Regions from separate parts of the Homo sapiens genome. Here all the other regions are linked to region 2. A link is a loop called in an ENCODE intact Hi-C map of the cell type or tissue named here. Cell type or tissue: ascending aorta. All regions are shown on one strand. Links, peaks and the distances in the headings refer to the core of each region. The heading gives the core; the rest is flanking DNA. Region 1 holds the start of LOC124902606 (a long non-coding RNA gene). Region 2 overlaps MUC5B (mucin 5B, oligomeric mucus/gel-forming). Region 3 overlaps MOB2 (MOB kinase activator 2).

What was found. Hi-C counts contacts between places; a loop is a spot of excess contacts. Peaks named below come from ENCODE experiments on the same cell type or tissue, not always from the same donor. Only the 100,000 strongest peaks of a DNase experiment are listed, where the experiment ranks them.
Region 1: a loop joins it to region 2, with 4 times the contacts of the local background. A loop is called at or near these places in 13 of 110 quality-filtered maps.
Region 3: it touches region 2 in a loop (6-fold over the local background); 2 of 110 quality-filtered maps call a loop at or near these places.

The regions. Positions count from the first base shown.
Region 1 is chr11:1,332,237-1,338,398 of GRCh38, forward strand. LOC124902606 (a long non-coding RNA gene) reads right to left here and starts at 4,461. Exons shown (of 2, transcript XR_007062545.1): 1 at 4,269-4,461; 2 at 997-4,004. In ascending aorta, for the core only: no CTCF peak of the experiment used is centred there; DNase peaks (open chromatin) are centred at 3,815, 4,335 and 5,135; H3K4me3 peaks cover 2,246 bases; H3K27ac peaks cover 2,038 bases.
Region 2 is chr11:1,261,109-1,267,270 of GRCh38, forward strand. MUC5B (mucin 5B, oligomeric mucus/gel-forming) reads left to right here. Exons shown (of 49, transcript NM_002458.3): 49 at 281-1,064. The coding sequence ends at 500. Among named protein-coding and RNA genes, the nearest start is that of MIR6744, 7.6 kb to the left of the region's middle. RefSeq lists enhancers at 1,095-1,600, 3,495-3,554 and a silencer at 1,382-1,531. In ascending aorta, for the core only: a CTCF peak has its summit at 3,457 (motif pointing right); DNase peaks (open chromatin) are centred at 1,663 and 3,497; H3K4me3 peaks cover 1,261 bases; H3K27ac peaks cover 3,219 bases.
Region 3 is chr11:1,479,832-1,485,993 of GRCh38, forward strand. MOB2 (MOB kinase activator 2) reads right to left here. Exons shown (of 5, transcript NM_001172223.3): 2 at 894-1,054; 3 at 562-655. Among named protein-coding and RNA genes, the nearest start is that of MOB2, 3.9 kb to the right of the region's middle. In ascending aorta, for the core only: CTCF peaks have their summits at 1,833 and 3,341; DNase peaks (open chromatin) are centred at 1,830, 3,110, 3,930 and 5,412; H3K4me3 peaks cover 4,361 bases; H3K27ac peaks cover 5,000 bases.

The DNA.
Region 1 (6,162 bases), core at 759-5,758, 71 kb after region 2:
GCCACTGCATGCCTATTCCAGCACTACATTAAAAACAATGGCTATACCAATGGCTGCTGGGGACATGGAGGAACTGGATCTCCCATCACTGACGCTGGGAAAGCAAAATGGTGCAGCTGCTTTGGAAGACAGTTTTGTAGTTTCTGAAAAAGTTTTGTATTCTTGTTACTGAGTTTCTGAAAAGGTTAACACACACCTGCTGTATGATTCCTCTCCTAGGCCTTTCACTGGGAAGTATGAAACTGCCTGTCCCTATGAAGGATGCCCATGGCTGCTTTATCTGTAATGGTCTCAGACTGGGAACAACCCCAATGTCCATCGATGTGGAAACAGATAATCCGTGTTATATCCAACCAGTGGAGGTCCAATCAGTCATGAAAAGGAGTGAATTATTCGCACACACAACATGAAAGAATCTCAAAGAAGCAGGCACAACATGACAGAGTAAACACTGTAAGAGATTCCATGTGTTCAAAACGTAAGGAGATATAAACTGACCTATCGTGTTAGTTGGTTCTTGCATTGCTCTAAAGAAATATCTGAGACTGGGTAATTTATTTAAAAAAAAAAAGGGAGGGCTTAATTGTAGGCTGTACAGGAAGCATGGTGGCTTCTGCTTCTAGGGAGGCCTCAGGAAACTTACAATCATGGCGGAAGGCAAAGGGGGACCTGGCAGGTCAGGTCACGTGGCTAGAGCAGGAGCAAGAGGGGGGAGGGGAGGTGCCACACACTTTTAAACAAGTAGATCTCATGAGAACTCACTATGACGATGAGAGTTCCCAGTGGGGATGGTGCCAAACCATGAGAAACCACTCCCACGATCTAATCACCTCCCACCAGGCCCCACCTCCAGCATTGGGGATTACAATTTGACATGAGATTTGGGTGGGGACACAGATCCAAACTATATCACCTATGAAAACAGAAGGCAGGTCAGTGGGCTGCAGAGAGAGAGTGGAGGGAGAGGGCGGGAGGAAGGTAAGCGGCACTGGAGGCTTGGGGGGGTCTGTTTATTATCTCGATTGTGGTGATGCTTTTGGTGTCATTTGCAAAAGGCAAAACATATCAACTGATAACACTTTAGATAAATGCGGCTTGTTGTATGCAAATCATACTTCAGCTAGCTGCTGAAAGAGAGATGTATACCTACAAAACACCACACACACAGGAAGATGCCTGCGTAGTTAAGGGACTGGGGTACAAAGGTCAGCATTGAACCAGGGGCTGAGTTCTGCAGTAGGAGTGGGGCCCCACAGCAGGAAGCAAGCTGAATATACACAGAGACTGTTAGGACCATGCAATGGCACGGGTGGCCACAGCCACCAAGAGAGCCAGACCGGGGCCAGCAGTGCAGCAGGAGCTGCACCAAGGAGCTGCCCTGTCGAGGAGAAGTCTAGAAACTACAGCCAAGGACTGGCCCTGAATATCTCATTCCGGAAGCAATTCCAAGGGAAGCCCAGCCTTGGCTGCTCAGCAAAGGTGACTCAGAGCAGCGGTCCATCCTGCCATGCACAGACTAGCAGCCCTCTCTGGGCAGAGGGACTTCAGGATGCACCAAATTCATGCACTTGGTTCAAGCAGTTTCAGAAATTTGCAGTCTGCTTGCTCTCTCTCCCAGATGAGCTTTAGGCAAAGATGTTCTTTTGAGGCACCAGATATGTCCTCTCCTTGCTCATGGTCAAGGTGGCTGAGAGCTGCTGCCGGGTACTGAAGCCCTTGACCACATGGGCACTGCTCATGGGACGTCCTCGAAGCTGTCCCTGAAGGACGTCCCTGGAGAGCCGCCAGGGAGCCTGTCCACCTCCTACCTGGCTCGGCCAGCCCCAATTTCAGCGCACAGGGTTCCTCCACCTCTCAGTTCTCATGAATGATGCTGCAATGAACATGCAACATGGGTGTGCAAATATCTCCTCAAGACCCTGCCTTCAACTCGATGTCATTCCTTTTTATGGCCGGATAATATTCCGTTGGATGGATGCAGCCCATGTTTCATCAGTTGATGGACATGTAGGTTAATTTCACATCGGGGTATTATTAATAATGCTGCTATGAACATTTGTGGACAGGTTTTTAATGTGGACACACTTTCAGTTCTCTTGGGCATATATGTGGGAGCAGAATTGCTGGGTCATGTGACAACTCTGTGTAACGTTTGGAACAACTGCCCGACTGTTTTCCACGGTGTCCGCACCATGTTACATTCCCTCCAGCGATGAATGAAGTTTCCAATTTCTCCACATCCCCACCAACACTTGCTGTTTTCCAGTTAAACAAAATTATTAATAGAGATTGTAGCCACCCTAGTGGGTGCATTTCCCTGAGGGCTACTTATGTGGAGCATGTTTTTGTGTTGATCAGTCATTTGTGCATCAGCTTGGAGAAATGTCTACTCATATCCTTTGCTTTTTTTTTGACAGAGTCTCACACTGTCACCCAGGCTGGAGTGCAGTGGTGCGATCTCAGCTCACTGCAAGCTCCGCCTCCCGGGTTCACGCCATTCTCCTGCCTCAGCCTCCCAAATAGCTGGGACTACAGGCGCCCGCCACCATGTGTGGCTAATTTTTTTTGTATTTTTAGTAGAGACAGGGTTTCACCGTGTTAGCCAGGATGGTCTCGATCTCCTGACCTCATGATTCGCCCGCCTCAGCCTCCCAAAGTGCTGGGATTGCAGGCGTGAGCCGCTGCGCCTGGCCCCTTTGCCATTTTTTAATTGAGCTGCTTGTCTTTTCGTTGTCAAGTTGCAATTGTTCTTTGTGTAATATAACCCCCTTTATATATGCCAGATACAAGTCTCTTATAGACAAGTGATTTGCAAATATGTTCTCCCATTTTGCAGATTGTTTTTTGGTTTTCTTGATGGTGTCCTTTGAAGCACAAAATTTGTTGATTTTGAGGAATTCAGTTTATCTATCTTTTTCTTTTGTTTCTGTGCTTTTTGGGTCATATCTAAGTAAACCAAGCTCAAAAAGATTCACCCCATGTCTTCTCAGTGATTTATAGTTTGAATTTCTACATCTAGGTCTTTAACCCACTTTAAACTAATTGTTCTATGTGGTATGAGGCACCTGTCTCTTCCTAGAGACCACTGCACTCCACCTGTCCCTGAGAATGACTCCTGACTCCACTGCATACGAGTCCCTCTCCCCCACCTTCTACCTGGAAAACTCCTATTCATCCCATCAAGACCCAGCCCTGGGTTGCTCCTGGGTGGCTTTTTTCACTCTCCTTGGCAGCTTTAACTGCTGCCTGGGATGTGGGCTCAGGGCCAGTGCCCTGGAGGGCCCCTGTCATAGCCCTTCTCACCAGCACTGAGATTGGTCACCTCCGAGTCTGGTGGGCCCGGGGCCCCCATGCAGGTGCACACAAGTGCTGCTGAGTGACTGGTGATCATACAGCCAACATTCGCGGTGACATTCATGCACCGGGGACTTCACAATTCCCCGGACTCGTCATAAGGGCTGCTCGGCCCCATCTTACAAATGGGGAAACTGAGCCTGGGGGGTTCAGTAACTTGCTGAGTTCACACAAACAGTGAGTGGATGGCTGGATGAGTTTGTAAAAGGAAGGTCGATTCTGCATGATGAAGCTAAATTGGAGCCCAAAATTCTCTCTTCCGGCCCCCAGTAGAATATTATGGGTGCACCCAAAGGAATGTAAAAAGACCAGATGCCCAGGACACGGGGCGGTGCCTGATGAAACAGCTGCATTAGAGAGTGACTTTGCAACTCTGGAGAGAAGCCACTGAAACCCAGCGCTCCTATAAATAGCAGCTCTTGCAAAGCATCGGGTGTGAATTTTCGTGGTGTTGGCAAATTCAGAGATTGAGAAATCCAGAGACGTTCATGTTCCCGGAGAAAGGAGTGGGGTGGGGAGGGAGGTCGCAAGCAATGCCATCTTCAGGAACAAAACTCCTGCATAACGAAGCCCAGGTTTCTGTGTTTTCGTGGGTGTTCCCGGGCACCTTCGGGCAGGTGGCCCCAGGCGATGTTGTGTGTCTCTCCTGGCTGTGGACGAATGGACGCCTGGGGTGAGGCTGGGCCAGGGACCTGGGGCTTGTGGGTGTCGGCTCCCATCCCGGGGTCCTCCCCCGCCGTCCTCCCCCCTCCCCCGCCCTCTCTCCCACCCTCCTCCCTCCTCCCACCTCCCCTGCCCTCTCCCACCGGCGTGCACCCCCCCGCCCCGCTGCTCACCGCCCACCACTCCCCAGAGGCCGCTTGCTTCCCCGTCTTTGGCCCTGGGCCCCCAGTACCGCCCCGTGCCCCCCTCACTTCTCCCCCGGAAGCGCATCCGTCAGGGAAACCGTCCTAAGACCGTCCGCACTCGCTTCAGAGCCGCTGCAAACGGCCGTCAATCCGTCATTCAGACGCGAAGACAAAGCGTCCCTGGCTCAGCCCTGAGAAGCAGCGGGACGGCGGCGCGTTCCTGAGTTCCCGCCACGCGGGCGCCCGGCGAGGGCGGGGCGGGGCGGGGCGGGCGGGGGGGCGGGGCGTGGAGGGCGGGGGGGCGGGGCGTGGAGGGCGGGGGGCGGGGCGTGGAGGGCGGGGGCGGGGCGTGGGGGCGGGGGCGGGGCGTGGGGGCGGGGCGTGGAGGGCGGGGGGGCGGGGCGTGGAGGGCGGGGGGCGGGGGGATGGGGACAAGGTAGGGGTCGTGGGGCGCTGGGCTCACCCCAGGCCCTCAGGTGTCTCGAGATGGCCCGGGCTCCGAGCGCTCCCGGCGCTTACGCTAGAGCCTCCTCCTGTGCGAAACGCGTCCGTGCCCAGGCGCGGGGACCCTGCAGGGCTGTGGGTTCGCGCTGCCGCTGATCCTGCGTCTTCCCCCCTCCCAGGCCCCGCGTCCAGCCCGCCCCGCCCGCGGTGGGAGACGCGCCCTCCAGGTGCGGATGAGACGCGCGGACAGCGGGATGGAGAAGGTGAGACCTGTCCGGCCCCCGCCTCGCGCTCCCGCTTCTCCAGGAAGAGGTGTCGCCGCCGCCCGGGGGTCCCCGTCCCTCCCTAGCCCGATCCCCCGGAGCCGCGGCCCCACCACCGCCTGGCACTCCCGGGAGCGCGCGGCCTCGGAGCCCCCAGCCCCGCACAGCCCCTTGTCCCCGGCTGGGAATGGCGCCTCGCACGGGGTCCCTCGGAGGCCGCGAGGCTCCGCTCGGCGTGTTCGGAAGCCACCCCCAGCTCCCCCGGCAGCTTGGAGCCTCAGAAACGCGGGGCAGAGACGCGACACGGAGCCGCCTGGCACTGAGACTCCCCAGTGGCTGCGCCGCCTTCCCGGGGGCCCGAGGCGGGGGCGGGGGGCGCGCTCGCTTCTTCCCCTCGCGGGGGTCTTCCCAGCCCACCGGCCACGGCCGCTCCGTTCCAAGCGCGCTTTTCATTCCGCGTCATCTTATCTGACAAACGTTAAAAAGAGGGAGGGTGGGAGGCCCCGAAGTCCCACCCGAGTCCCCGCGGGGCCGCTGCCCCCTGGAAGTCCCCGCGGCCATATGGCGGCTCCGTGGAGGGCGCGGTCCTGTCCCCGGAGCCACCGCGGGGAGGGACCCCAGGGCCTGGGGGGCGCCTCCGGGGGACAGAGGCGGCCACGGAGGGGCTCCCGGGACACTCGCGAAATTCAGATTCACGGGGCAACCGGCTTCAGACCTCCTCACTCCCTTCTTCACCAGAGCCGCCCCTCCCAGGTTCACCTGCCAGCCCCTGAGTCTCCTCTGCCAATCTCTCTTCTCCTCCTGGTCTCTCTCTGTCTCTTCTTTGTCTCTCCGTCTCTATCTCTTTATCTTTTGTCTCTCTCTATTTCTGTCTCTCTGTGTCTCTCTCATCTCTGCCTCTATCTCTCATTACTCTTGTTTCTCTCTATCTCTTTCTGTCTCTCTCTGTTCTCTGTCTCTCTCTGTTCTCTGTCTCTCTCTGTTTTCTGTCTCTGTTCTCCGTATCTCTCTGTCCTTTCTCTGTCTCTCCCCTGGGCCTGGGCCCCTCCACCCCTTCACCCCACGTGCTGCTCATCTCTGTCTCTCTTGTCCTTTTCCGGGCCCTGGCCTCTTCCCCAGCTCAGCCTGCAGGAGGCCCGTCTCCTGCACCCCTCCCCGTCCTCCATCCTTTCTGGTCCCCCATCTCCTCCACCTCTCTGCATCCTCCATCTGCTGGTCCTCCAGAGACCCCCTTTCAGTTCCTCGCCCCTGTT
Region 2 (6,162 bases), core at 475-5,474:
AAGGGTCAAGGGCTGCTTAGGGTCAGCAGGATTGGAGGAGCTGGTTCAGACAGGGGAAGTGCAGGCCACAGAAGACAGAGCCGGGAGCCAAGGGACCCTGGGGGCCCAGAGCTGCCCCATCCTGAGAAGGTGAAGCCTCACGTGCCCACAGAGCAGGCCACTGTGGACAGAAGGGGGCGGCCGTCTGGCCCAGGACCCCAGAGGCCCATGTGTCACCATGGCTGGGCAGAGAAACGGCGGGGCCAAGGTGGCTGATGTGAGGGCCACCCTGCGTCCACAGGTACTCAGCAGAGGCCCAGGCCATGCAGCACCAGTGCACCTGCTGCCAGGAGAGGCGGGTCCACGAGGAGACGGTGCCCTTGCACTGTCCTAACGGCTCAGCCATCCTGCACACCTACACCCACGTGGATGAGTGTGGCTGCACGCCCTTCTGTGTCCCTGCGCCCATGGCTCCCCCACACACCCGTGGCTTCCCGGCCCAGGAGGCCACTGCTGTCTGAGAACGTTCTGCCTCCATCCCCATGCTCTGTCCACCTGGAGCCAGGATGTGCATTGTCTGATCATGAAAACCTTGGGCCTCCTCTGCGGAGCCCCCCGGCCTGTGTGTGGCACCCCGCGCTCCGTGCTCCTGCTGCCCACCCCGTGGGTGAAACCGGCCCCAGAAGGGTGAGGGGCCAGCAGGACCCCTTTCGGGAGGGCGCCACTCAGGAGTCCTACCCTGGGAGAGCCTGTGGCCCACCTTGGCCTTGCCCCTCCCTGATGTCACTGGGACGCCCTGGAACAAACTAAGCATGTGCGGGCCTATGTGTCCCTGCCACGGCCGGAGCGCCCGCGCAGCACGGATTCCAGCTGGCCACGTCCGGCCGCTGGGGCAGACAGGCTGGTCCAGGCAAGGCCAGCTGCTGCCAGGAAGCTGCGACAGGCAAGGCGGCCGCCTGTCCATGCCTGCTGCAGGGTAACTCAGGGCTGAGGTCGCAACGGCCAGGTCAGAGAGGGGTCAGCATCCCAAAGCCCCCTCTGCTCAACCCAGCCCAGTTTTGCAAATAAACCCTGAGCATTGAGTACGTTTCCTGTCCTGACGTCTTTTCTTGCCTACCGTCTTTCCCAGGCTGTCCAGGTCCTCTGTGGGCTGCTTGCCTGGGGCCTGCAGGCTGGAGGACACATCCGGGGGGCAGTCCAGGACCCCCAGCAGCCACTGAAGGACCAGGAAGCCTCTGGGAAGGCCAGGCAGGGTGGGGGACAAGGAGCCGCTTGGTCATCCACATGCCCCTGTGGGCACCCCGAGAGTCAGTCTTGGGCTGTGGGAGCACTGCCCAGGGGACAGGGGGCAGGGGGCCGCCAGGACTCAGAGGTCACCCCGGCTGTTATTTCCAGTGTAGGGGATTGTGTGAGGAAACCAGCTCATGTAGGAAGATGGAGGCAGTCAGTGGGGCAAGCAGGCGACCAGGCCCGGTCAGCGGGGAGGCAGCTGCCCCCCAGGGCAGGTGCACGGAGCCAGGTGCAATGCTCCCAGGCTGGTGCTGGGCCCTGCGGGGCCGCCTTTCACCCTGTTCCACGCGCACCTCTCCGGGAATGCTTTCCTTGGGGCACTTGCTACGCAAGCGACACGTGAGCTTGCTGGCTTCCTGTCCCGCCTCCTGTCCCGCCTCCTGTCCCGCCTCCTGTCGCGCCTCCTGTCCCGCCTCCTGTCCCACCTCCTGTCCCGCCTCCACACGCACGGGCAGGGCTTTCTGCCCTTCCTTTCTATTGCTCTGTCCAGAGCAGAGAGCACCCGGTGCAGACAGCAGGGTATCGGGGAGCCTGTGGGATGGGTGGGGTCAGCAGCTGGGGCTGCAGGTGTGGGCAGGGAAGACAGTGAAGGTGGTGCCAGCCAGGACCTAGGCATAGCAGGATGCAGGGAGCTTTGGACACAAAATGACCTCCTACTGGGCAGGGGGTGGCTACAGGCAGACCGTGGCCTGGGGAGACAAAAGCAATGCTCGTGCCTGGCTGCAGAAGCCTGTGGTGTGGGTGCAGAGCGGGGCCTTCCCCACACCGGGGCCTGCCTCTGCCCTGTGCCCTTGGGTGGGTCCTGCCCTGCCCAGGAAGTGATGCCATCACACTGTACATTTACAGAGCTCCCAGCTCCTGGGGGCCCAGCCAGGCCCCTGCCAGCGCTCCAGAGCTCCAGCCTCTCCTGCCCTCCTTGCCGAGGCCCAGCAGGGCCAGCCACCCCAGGACTGGGCTGGAGATAGGCAGGGGCCTGACAAGGTTGCAGGTGGGCTCTGGTGGGCGGTGGGCTAGGTTGGTCACCACTGGGGTGAGCTTCTATAGGTTTACCCTGCGTCTCCGAGGCTGATTGTCTGGAGGTTGCGCCAGGTCACTGCCTGACCTGGGTCTGCATTCCGCCACGTGTAAACAAATGGTTTCCGAAACCTCAGTCATTCCCATGGTGCGATGGTTTCCTTAGACCCATTTATGTCGGTGTATGGGTACAAGCACCCCTCTCAGAGGCCCATGCTGTGCTGTCTCTGTGCCCCAGAACCGTATCATTCAATCCTGACAATACCCTGTGTGGTGTCTGCTATTGTGTCTCCCACTCCACAGATGGGAACACTGAGGCACAAAGCAATGAAAAGGTGTGGTTCTGTCAGGGGGAAAGCTGGGCTCACATCCAGGCAGCCCAAGTCGAGGCCACACTCAAAACCACAGGGCTCTGCAATGCCCCAGAGCAAGTAACTATAAAAATAAACACAGTGGGCCAGGCGCGGTGGCTCATGCCTGTAATCCCAGCATTTTGGGAGGCTGAGACGGGCGGATTACGAGGTCAGGAGATCGAGACCATCCTGGCTAACACGGTGAAACCCCATCTCTACTAAAAATACCAAAAATTAGCCAGGCGTGGTGGCGGGCGCCTGTGGTCCCAGCTACTCAGGAGGCTGAGGCAGGAGAATGGCGTGAACCCGGGAGGCAGAGCTTGCAGTGAGCCGAGATCGCGCCACTGCATTCCAGCTTGGGTGACAGAGTGAGACTCCGTCTCAAAAAAAATAAAAATTAAAATTAAATAAATAAATAAACACAGTGAATACAAACCAATGTTACTTAGACTTTAAAGACGTTTTAAAAGGGATTTCTGGTTTCCAGATGGAAAAGTGGGCCTGTCTTCCCCTACAGACACAGAAACTGTGACAATGATAGAAAGAAACTTTAAAATAGCAGCAATTGAAAACAAGAAACTAAATCATCTGCAAAGCCAGCAGATATCCCGAAAAGGAAACATTTGGGAAGTGCTGAGAGGGGGGCCCAAAACTTTTTGTATGAGGCCATTCTCGCACTGCTACAAAGAAATACCTGAGACTGGGTAATTTATAAAGAAAAGAGGTTTAACTGACTCACAGTTCTGCCTGGCTGAGGAGGCCTCAGGAAACTTACAATCATGGTGGAGGGTGAAGCAGAAGCAGGCACTTTCTTCACAAGGTGGCAGTAGAGAGAATGAGACCTAGCAGGGGAGATGCCAGATGCTTAGGAAACCACCAGATCTCGTGAGAATTCACTCACTATCACGAGAACAGCATGGGGGAAACCACCCCCATGATCCAATCACTCCCAGTGTCCCTCCCATGACATGTGGGGATCATGGGGATGTATTAGTCCGTTTTCACACTGTCTTCATACCCAAGACTGAGAAGAAAAAGAGGTTTAATTGGACTTACAGTTCCACATGGCTGGGGGAGGCCTCAGAATCATGGTGGGAGATGAAAGGCACTTCTTACATGGCAGTGGCAACAGAAAATGAGGAAGAAGCAAAAGTGGAAGCCCCTGATAAACCCATCAGATCTCGTGAGACTTAATCACAATCGCAAAAATAGCACATGAAAGACTGGCCCCCATGATTCAATTACCTCTGCCTGGGTCCCTCCCACAACGTGGGAATTCTGGAAGATACAATTCAAGGTGAGATTTGGGTGGGGACACAGCCAAACCATATCATTCTGCCCTGATACCTCCAAATCTCATGTCCTCACATTTCAAAACCAATCATGCCTTCCTAACCATCCCCAAAAGTCTTAATTCATTTCAGCATTAACCCAAAAGTCTGCAGTTCAACATCTCATCTGAGACGAGGCAAGTCCCTTCTGCCTATGAACCTGTAAAATCAAAAGCAAGTTAGTTACTTCCTAGATACAATGAGGGTACATGTATTGGGTAAATATAGCTGTTCCAAATGGGAGAAATTGGCCAAAACAAAGGGGCTACAGGGCCCATGCAAGTCCAAAATCCAGCGGGGCTGTCAAATTTTAAAGCTCCAAAATGATCTCTTTTGACTCCAGGTGTCATGTCCAGTTCACGCTGATGCAAGAGGTGGGTTCTCATGGTCTTGGGCAGCTCCTCCCCTGTGGCTTTGGAGGATACAGCCTCCCTCCTGGCTGCTTTCATGGGCTGGTGTTGAGTGTCTGTGGCTTTTCCAGGCACATGGTACAAGCTGTTGGTGGATCTACCTTTCTGGGGTCTGGAAGACAGTGGCCCTCTTTTCACAGCTCCACTAGGCGGTGGCCCAGTAGGGACTCTGTGTGGGGGCTCCAACCCCACATTTCCTTTCTGCACTGCCCTAGCAGAGGTTGTCCATGAGGGCCCCGCCCCTGCAGCAAGCTTCTGCCTGGACATTCAGGTGTTTCCGTAAATGTTCTGAAATTGAGGCGGAGGTTCCAAAACCTCAGTTCTTGACTTCTGTGCACCCACAGACTCAACACCACATGGAAGTTGCTAAGGCTTGGAGCTTCTACCCTCTGAAGCCACAGCCTGAACTCCACGTTGGGCCCCTTTCAGCCACAGTTGGAGAGGCTGGGATGCAGGGCACCAAGTCCCTAGGTTGCACACAGAACAGGGATCCTGGGCTCAGCCCACAAAACAATTTTTTCCTCCTGGGCCTCCAGGTTTCTGATGGGAGGGGGTGCCGTGAAGGTCTCTGACATGGCCTGGAGATATTTTCCCCATGGTCTTGGGGATTAACATTAGGCTCCTTGCTACTTAAGGAAATTTCTGCAGTCAGCTTAAATTTCTCCTCAAAAAATGGGTTTTTCTTTTCTACTGCATCATTGGGCTGCAAATTTTCTGAACTTTTACGCTCTGTTTTCCTCTTTAACAACAACAAAAAATCTTTTTGAGACGGAGTCTTGCTCTGTCACCCAGGCTGGAGTGCAGTGGCGCAATCTTGGCTCACTGCAACCTCCACCTCCCGGGTTCAAGTGATTCTCCTGCCTCAGCCTCCCTAGTTGGGATCACAGGCATGAGCCATTATGCCCAACTAATTTTTGCATTTTTAGTAGACACGGGGTTTCTTCATGTTGGCCAGGCTGGTCTCGAACTCAGCCTCAGGTGATCCACCCACCTCAGCCTCCCAAAGTGCTGGGATTACAGGTGTGAGCCACTGTGCCCGGCCTATTTCCCTTTTAAAATGGAATGTTTAACAGTATCCAAGTCACCTTTTTAATGCTTTGCTGCTTAAAAATTTCTTCTGCCAGATACCCTAAATCATCTCTCTGATGTTCAAAGTTCCACAAATCTCTAGGGCAGAGGCAAAAATGCCACCAGTGTCTTTGCTAAAACATAACAAGTGTCACCTTTGCTCCAGTTCCCAATAAGTTCCTCATCTTCATCTGAGACCACCTCAGCCTGGACCTTATTGTTCATATCACTATCAGCATTTTTGTCAAAGCCATTCAACAAGTCTCTAGGAGGTTCCAAACTTTCCCATGTTTTCCTATCTTCTTCTGAGCTCTCCAACCTGTTCCAATCTCTGCCTGTTACCCAGTTTCAAAATTCCTTCCACATTTTCAGGTATCTTTTCAGCAATGCCCCACTCTTGGTACCAACTTCTGTATTAGTTCATTTTCACACTGCTGATAAAGACATACCCAAGACTGGGAAGAAAGAAAGGTTTAATTGGACTTACAGTTCCACATGGCTGGGGAGGCCTCAGAATCATGGCAGGAGGCAAAATGCACTTCTTACATGGTGGCAGCAAGAGAAAAATGAGGAAGAACCGAAAGTGGAAACCCCTGATAAACCCATCAGATCTTGTGAGACTTAGTCACTATCATGAGAATAGTGCGGGAAAGACTGGCCCCCATGATTCAATTACCTCTGCCTGGGTCCCTCCTACAACACATGGGAATTCTGGGA
Region 3 (6,162 bases), core at 797-5,796, 220 kb after region 2:
TGCTTTCAGCAACCCAGGCCTGGCGGCGCTCCTTCCCATGCTACGCAAGTGAGGTGCTCAGGGCCACTAACGGACACCCATTTACTGAGGAAATCAGGGTGCAGTGCTTCCAGGAGAGAGCTACCAGCACCAGGCATGTTGGATGGTCACGGAGAAGGTAACTGAGCCCCCATGAAATGAATGGCCGAGCAAGGACCTGTGGCCTGCCCAGCCCAGCCCTCACTGTCCCATCCAGAGCTGTCACGGGAGCCAGCGGAGAAGGGCTCTCTGCAATCTTAGGGCATTCCTTCTGGAAACGTCTCTGTCCCTAGAAACATAGCCCATCAACCCCCACCAGCTCCTGCACCTTCTGGGCCCCACTGGGGACCTGGGTAGCTGGGCCACTGGCCCAGCCTGTGGCCTTTCCACAGGAAGGTGGATGTTGTGGAAGGCCTGTGCCAAGACTTCTCAGGGTCTCCAGGTGAGAACGGAATCTGAGAGGACAGGAGCCTGGGGCAGCGGGGGCTCAGAGCCCCACCGAGTCTCCCAAGAGAAAGTGGGCTGTAGCCAGGCAGCACTCACGTGTTGCACACGGCCATCGTCTGACACGTCTCTCCTGTGCAGAACTCGGAGATGGTGCTATACTGCAGGTTGATGTGGTGGAAAAACGTCGTGGCTGGAAGAGAAGAGAAGGAGCCAGATGTGAAAAACGCCAGAGCTGAGCCGCCCCGTCCACCCCTGCTTCCAGCAACAGGTGCAGGAGCTCGGCTGGGTGAGCTCTGCCCGTCCACGGGCCACATTCTCCCCTCGCGGCAGGGGGCTGCTGAGCACCAGCCGTGGGGGTCCCCCTTGAGGAGGGGCTTCGAGGAGGAGCAGGGAGGAGGGAGGGGGCCCGCCCCCAGGCCCCCGCGCACTGTTGCTGGCCAGCCACTCGTTAAGGTCAATCTCGCGGGGCAGCACCACCAGCTCCTTGAACTGGAAGTCGGTGATCCTGGCCTTGGTGTGCTCAGGCTCCAGGTAGGCCTTCCTCTCCTCCGCAGCGGGCTTCTTGCCATTAGGCTTGGCTTTGGACTTCCTGCCAAGAGAGGAGACGCGGTGTGGTCACTACACGCCCATCAGACCCAGGGTCTGCCCGGGGGGTCAGTTGTGGCCAGCGCAGGTGTAGAGGGAGCTGCCCGAGCCCATCGGGGCGACACTGCCTCCCTGCCAGGCTCAAAGGACACCAACGGGACACCAACGGTGAGGCTGCTCCGCAGAGGGGCCAGTGGAGCTGCCTTGCGTGGCACCTCCTGGGAAGAAGGGCTGGCGCTCCCACTTGCCACACGGGCCCCTGCACGGAGGGCATCCTCACCCCTCACCAAGTCCTCCAACCAGGGAGGGGCCCAGGGTTTAGGGCCCCCAGCGCCCACCTTCCAGTTTTCCAGTGCTCTTGGAAGGAAAGGAGAAGCAAACCCTCTCACTCCTGGCTTCTTTTGAGTTGGCCAGCCTGTCCCTGCCCCTGCCGCTGGTGGCCCCGGTGAAAACATACCACAGGCCTTGTGCAGGGCACCTGCCTTCCTGGCCAGCCTGAGAGCACGGGGCCCCTGGCATCAGGCGGCAGCCTGGCCTGCAGCTCCAGTATCCCTGTTGTCCACCAGGCCTGGGGAGGCCACAGGGTGATGAGGATGGGGGCCAAAGGTCTTTGTGGCAACCTGACCCTGTCCTTATTTTTTTTCTTTCTTGTTTTGAAAAGTTGCTAATGGTTTATTTAAGAGAAAGAGAAAGGAAAAATGCTCCCTGAATGCCAGGGAAATGTTTCCCTTTCAGCTTCTCACAGCAGATCTTCGCCTTAAAAGGAGACCAGCGCAGGCCTCTGGGGGCAGTGCTGGGAGTAGCCAGAGCCAGGCAGGGAGCAGGGGCAGGAGCAGGGGCAGGGGCAGGGGCAGGGGCAGGGAGGGGCAGGGGCAGGGGCAGGGAGGGGCAGGGGCAGGGCCCCTGGGCCCTGGCACTCCCACTCTGCCATCTCTCCAGAGCACAGGGCGTGGGGTCTGAGGAAGAGGAAGCACAGGTGTGGATGGGCCACATGCAGCGTGGGCACTTGGGGTCCTCACAGTACAGGGGTGGGACAGACAGGGTGAGCTTCCGTGTAGCCTGCAGCCCCTCGCCCCAGCACAGCGAGGCACCCAGACTCCACACCAGCCTGTGCCAGGCCATGCCCAGCGTGTCCACCACAGGGAAGGCTCTCCCCATGACGCTGGGCCTGGCCCTGACCACCGGCAGGTGGGCCTGCACCTCCCTGCCCTGTGCTCTCACAGCACAGCACACCACACCCCACCCGGGCAGCTACAGCCTGGGCTCGGCCTTCCCATTTGGAGGGGTGGGTTGCAGTGGCCCAGGCTGCCAAGCGGGCTACAAGCCGTCTCCCTGCTCTGTGTCTTAGGAGCTGTGTCAACTGGCAAGCTCCAGGTGGCAGTTACCTGGTGGTCGGTCACGCAGGGCTGCCAGCAGGAGCAGCTGTCAGCGCGCTCACTCTCAGGGTGTGCCCCAGGGCCCACTCAGGGAGGCTGCCCTACTGGCAGTTCCTGCCCCCTTGCCAGCCTTCCAGGCTGGGGCTACCTTCCACCTCCGGTCCTCAGAGAGGGCTGGGCAGGGGCAGAACCTGGAGACCTGGCTTCCCTCTCCCAGGCTCTGGCTGTGGTCAGGAGGTAGTGAGCAGCCGCCACTCCGGCACTGGCACCTCAGCCTCCCTGCCTCTTCCCGTCCACACCTGCTCTCCTAGAACACAGAAGAAAAGTACGCACGAGGCCCTCCAGGCTGGGCCTCCCCGAGCTGCTCCCCCAGTCTCACCCTGTCCCCAGCACCCAGGGCTGGCCGGGCCCCGGAGCTTAGTGCACTGTGAGACAAGCCTCCTGCAAGCCTACCTTCTTTGGACCGGGTCACTCATTCCCATGGGGCAGGTGGACGGGCACTGGCCCAAAGGTAGTAGGACCAAGGGGACGCGCAGGACATGGCCTCTGCTCCAGGAACGGCTGTGCGGGCACCAACAGAGGGACTTCCATGGGAAAGCCCCGAACGCCTGGCAGCACCCACGTCTCCCTGACCTCAAGTGCCCTCCTTCCCAGAAGGGCAGGCTCTCAGCGAAGGCCCAGGCCTGGGCAGGAAGCAGTCACTCTGAGGCAGCCCATTGCTCGGTCCAAGCCAGCGGCAGCTACCGAGGAGGCCTCAGAGCACACGACACCTCCATGGCACTCTTCTCGTCCTTAGTCATTCTTGGCTTTGCCCAGTGGAGAAAACACCTCTGCGGCGCCCCCCGCAGGCTCACAGGCTCTGAAACAGGCTCTGTGCCGTCCAGGCCCAGAGGTCTGCCCAGTCACTGCCTCAGTGGCCCAGCTGCCCCTCACCCAGGGAAGTGCCGAGGCCCTGCGCCCTGCTCCCAGCTCCCCCTGTGCTGCTGGCTAGGAGCCCCGGGGCACAGAAAGACCAAGTCCTTCGATGTGGAGGGAGGACTGTGGGAGCAGGCCCCGGCCGCAGGCAGGACAGAGATGGCGCTGAAGGGACTGGGGAGTGGACCCTGGACCTCAGCCCACCCACAGGGCTTCCGTGACCACTTGGAAGAAGCAGAAGGGCAGATGCTGTGTGCACAGCCCCCAAAACAAAGTCCCTCACACTATTCCAACAGGTGGGCTCTGAGCCTGGGTCCTGCCTGGCAGGCACCATGCACTTAGGAGGGCCGGGCCAGATGGAACCACCTCCTTCCTGCCTCCCACACACTCACCAGCCTCACCTCCCTCCTCCCTGCTCTAGATGACCTGTCCTGCCTGCCACAGGGGTCTGCACCCTGTTTGTGGGCACCAGCTGCTGCTCTGCCAACTTGCCCATCTTACACCAGGCCTAGCAAACTTCTCCTGGTCCTTTAAGAGCCTGTCAAATGCCACCCTCCCCATTCTCGCCAGTGGTACCCATGACGTGCCAGTCGGCCTCCTTGGCACCCAGCACGTAACTGATCCCTACTGGGAAGTGAGGCAATCCCTGCTAGACACAAATTTGGTGGGCAAGGGAAGGGGCACAGGGAGGCATCAGAGCTGCTGGGCTCCCGTGGAAAACTTAGACAACCACACAGTCAACACACAGGGGGTCTCACCCTGCCCACAGCAGGTGCACACTGCTTCACAGGCAGGGGGAGCTGGGGAGTGGGCTGGGAGCCGCCCACTCCTCATCCGCCCTGAGGGACGAGGACAGCACAACCGAGTGCCCTGCACCTTTGCCACGAGTGTCAACTTCATTATCACAGGGATGGAATCCTGGCCAGGCCCCACGGCCCACAGGAATGGGGTGCTCCAGGCTCAGAGACCCCCACTCGCCCAGAGCACGCTTGCTATGGAAGTCGAGCCTGTAGACCCTGAGGTGAGTGGGCAGCAGCAGGAGGTGGCCCTCATCTGGCACTTCCCACCACAGGTCAACGCCAAGGGGTGGGGCAGGCACGAGGGGCCCAGAAATACAAGTCCCCAAGCCCAGGCCTGGAAAATACGGTGACCAGGCAGCGTGTGGGGTGCAGGAGAAAGGCCCGCAGGTGACGCCTCTGAGGAGGGCATGGTCCTTGGACCCCACTCAGCCATCTGCACCGGGCCCCTCATGCTCCTTGGTTCGGGTGAATGTCAGTGCTGGTTGGTCCACCCAGAGCCTGAAAGTCAAGGCTCCCAGTGACCCCTTCCCCCAAGACCCGGCCAGGCAGAGCCCCCAGTAGCCACCCGGTACAGAGCCTGGGTCTCAGCACACCTTGCTGCCCAGGGTGCACGCCACGGGCACCTCCTGTCACCCCAACATGCAGGGAGGGCACCACATGCTGGGGTGCTTGGCGCCACCCCCACCCCTACATTTCTGATGTGGCCTTCTGGGTGTTGAGGGGGGGCCTGAAAACTGCATTTCTAACACCGTGTTCTAACCCGAGTTCTCCCTGGGTGCTGATCCCACTTCTGTCACACGGCCTCAGGCTGAGGGGTGGGAAGGCCTCCGGAGCCCCTGTCCATCTCTCAGCACAGCCTGCACTGCCCACAGGCTTCAGCCAGCTGGAAGCTGTGGAGTGTGGCTTCTTTTCTTCTGAGTTTAATTGTCTGCCCCCCCAAACAGGTCAGCAGCCCCAGACAAAGCGAGCTTTTACCAGCCTACTGTGCCCTCTGCAGAGGCCCATTGAGAAGGAAAAAGCCAAGATGGCACAAGGAACGCCCGCAGACATCCCAGACCAAACGTCCAAACAGGCAGGTGCTGCTGCTGTCCTAGAACCTCAGCCCCACGTGGCCACCATGCTCCACTGCGCCTCGGCCCCTCCATGCATCCAGCTCCCAGCCAAGGTGGCTTCCTCATCGCTTCCTTTGAAACCTTCCTGAGCCCCAGGGAAGGGACTCCGCCCGTCTTCCTTAGGGCCTGGCTGGGCTCCAGGCCTGCCTCTGTGTCTCCTGTGGAGCTGCCTTCGGCATTTGGCCTCAGACACACAAGCACACACTGGCACAGGCACACACACACACACGCCAGTCCCCTCACACCACTGATGTCAGGCACCATTCCTGATTTGAACTCACGAGTACTGCCAACTTGCCCACACATTTCCAAAACCTCACAGTTTCACCTTAAGATAGGACATCCTAGGCAGGGTCACCGGCCGGCACTCTTGTGTCTACTTGTGGAGCCCTCCCTGTTGAATGCACAGGTGATCGGGAGATAGGGAAGGAGCCTATGAAGAGAAAGATGGAGCCGGGTGCCCAGGGACAGGCAGAGGCACGGAGATGCACACGGGTGCCGCAGCCCCCGGCCCTTGGAGGGCACGTCCAGCAGGCCACGCTCGCCTCACACCCCCACCAGGCAACCCCACCCGGGAGGACACACTCACTGCTGCAGCTGGCTGTGCCTGCCCCACTCCCCCGGCCCCTCATGCCCACACACGGGTGCACACTCCCACACACACGGGTGCACGCTCCCACACACTTGGGCGCACACTCCCACACACGCCCCTGCACACACCGAGCTGAGTGGTGTGGGCAGGGAGGCACCCCCGCAGCAGGTCAGAGAAAGTACAGGTGAGAAAAATGTCAAAAATGGATTTTCCGGCAACATCCCTATGGCAGCCAGCACAAAAATAGGCACCCGGGAACCCCATGCCACTTCTCTGGACAAGGCCACACAAGGACAGACTCCGGGTCACCTCTGCCT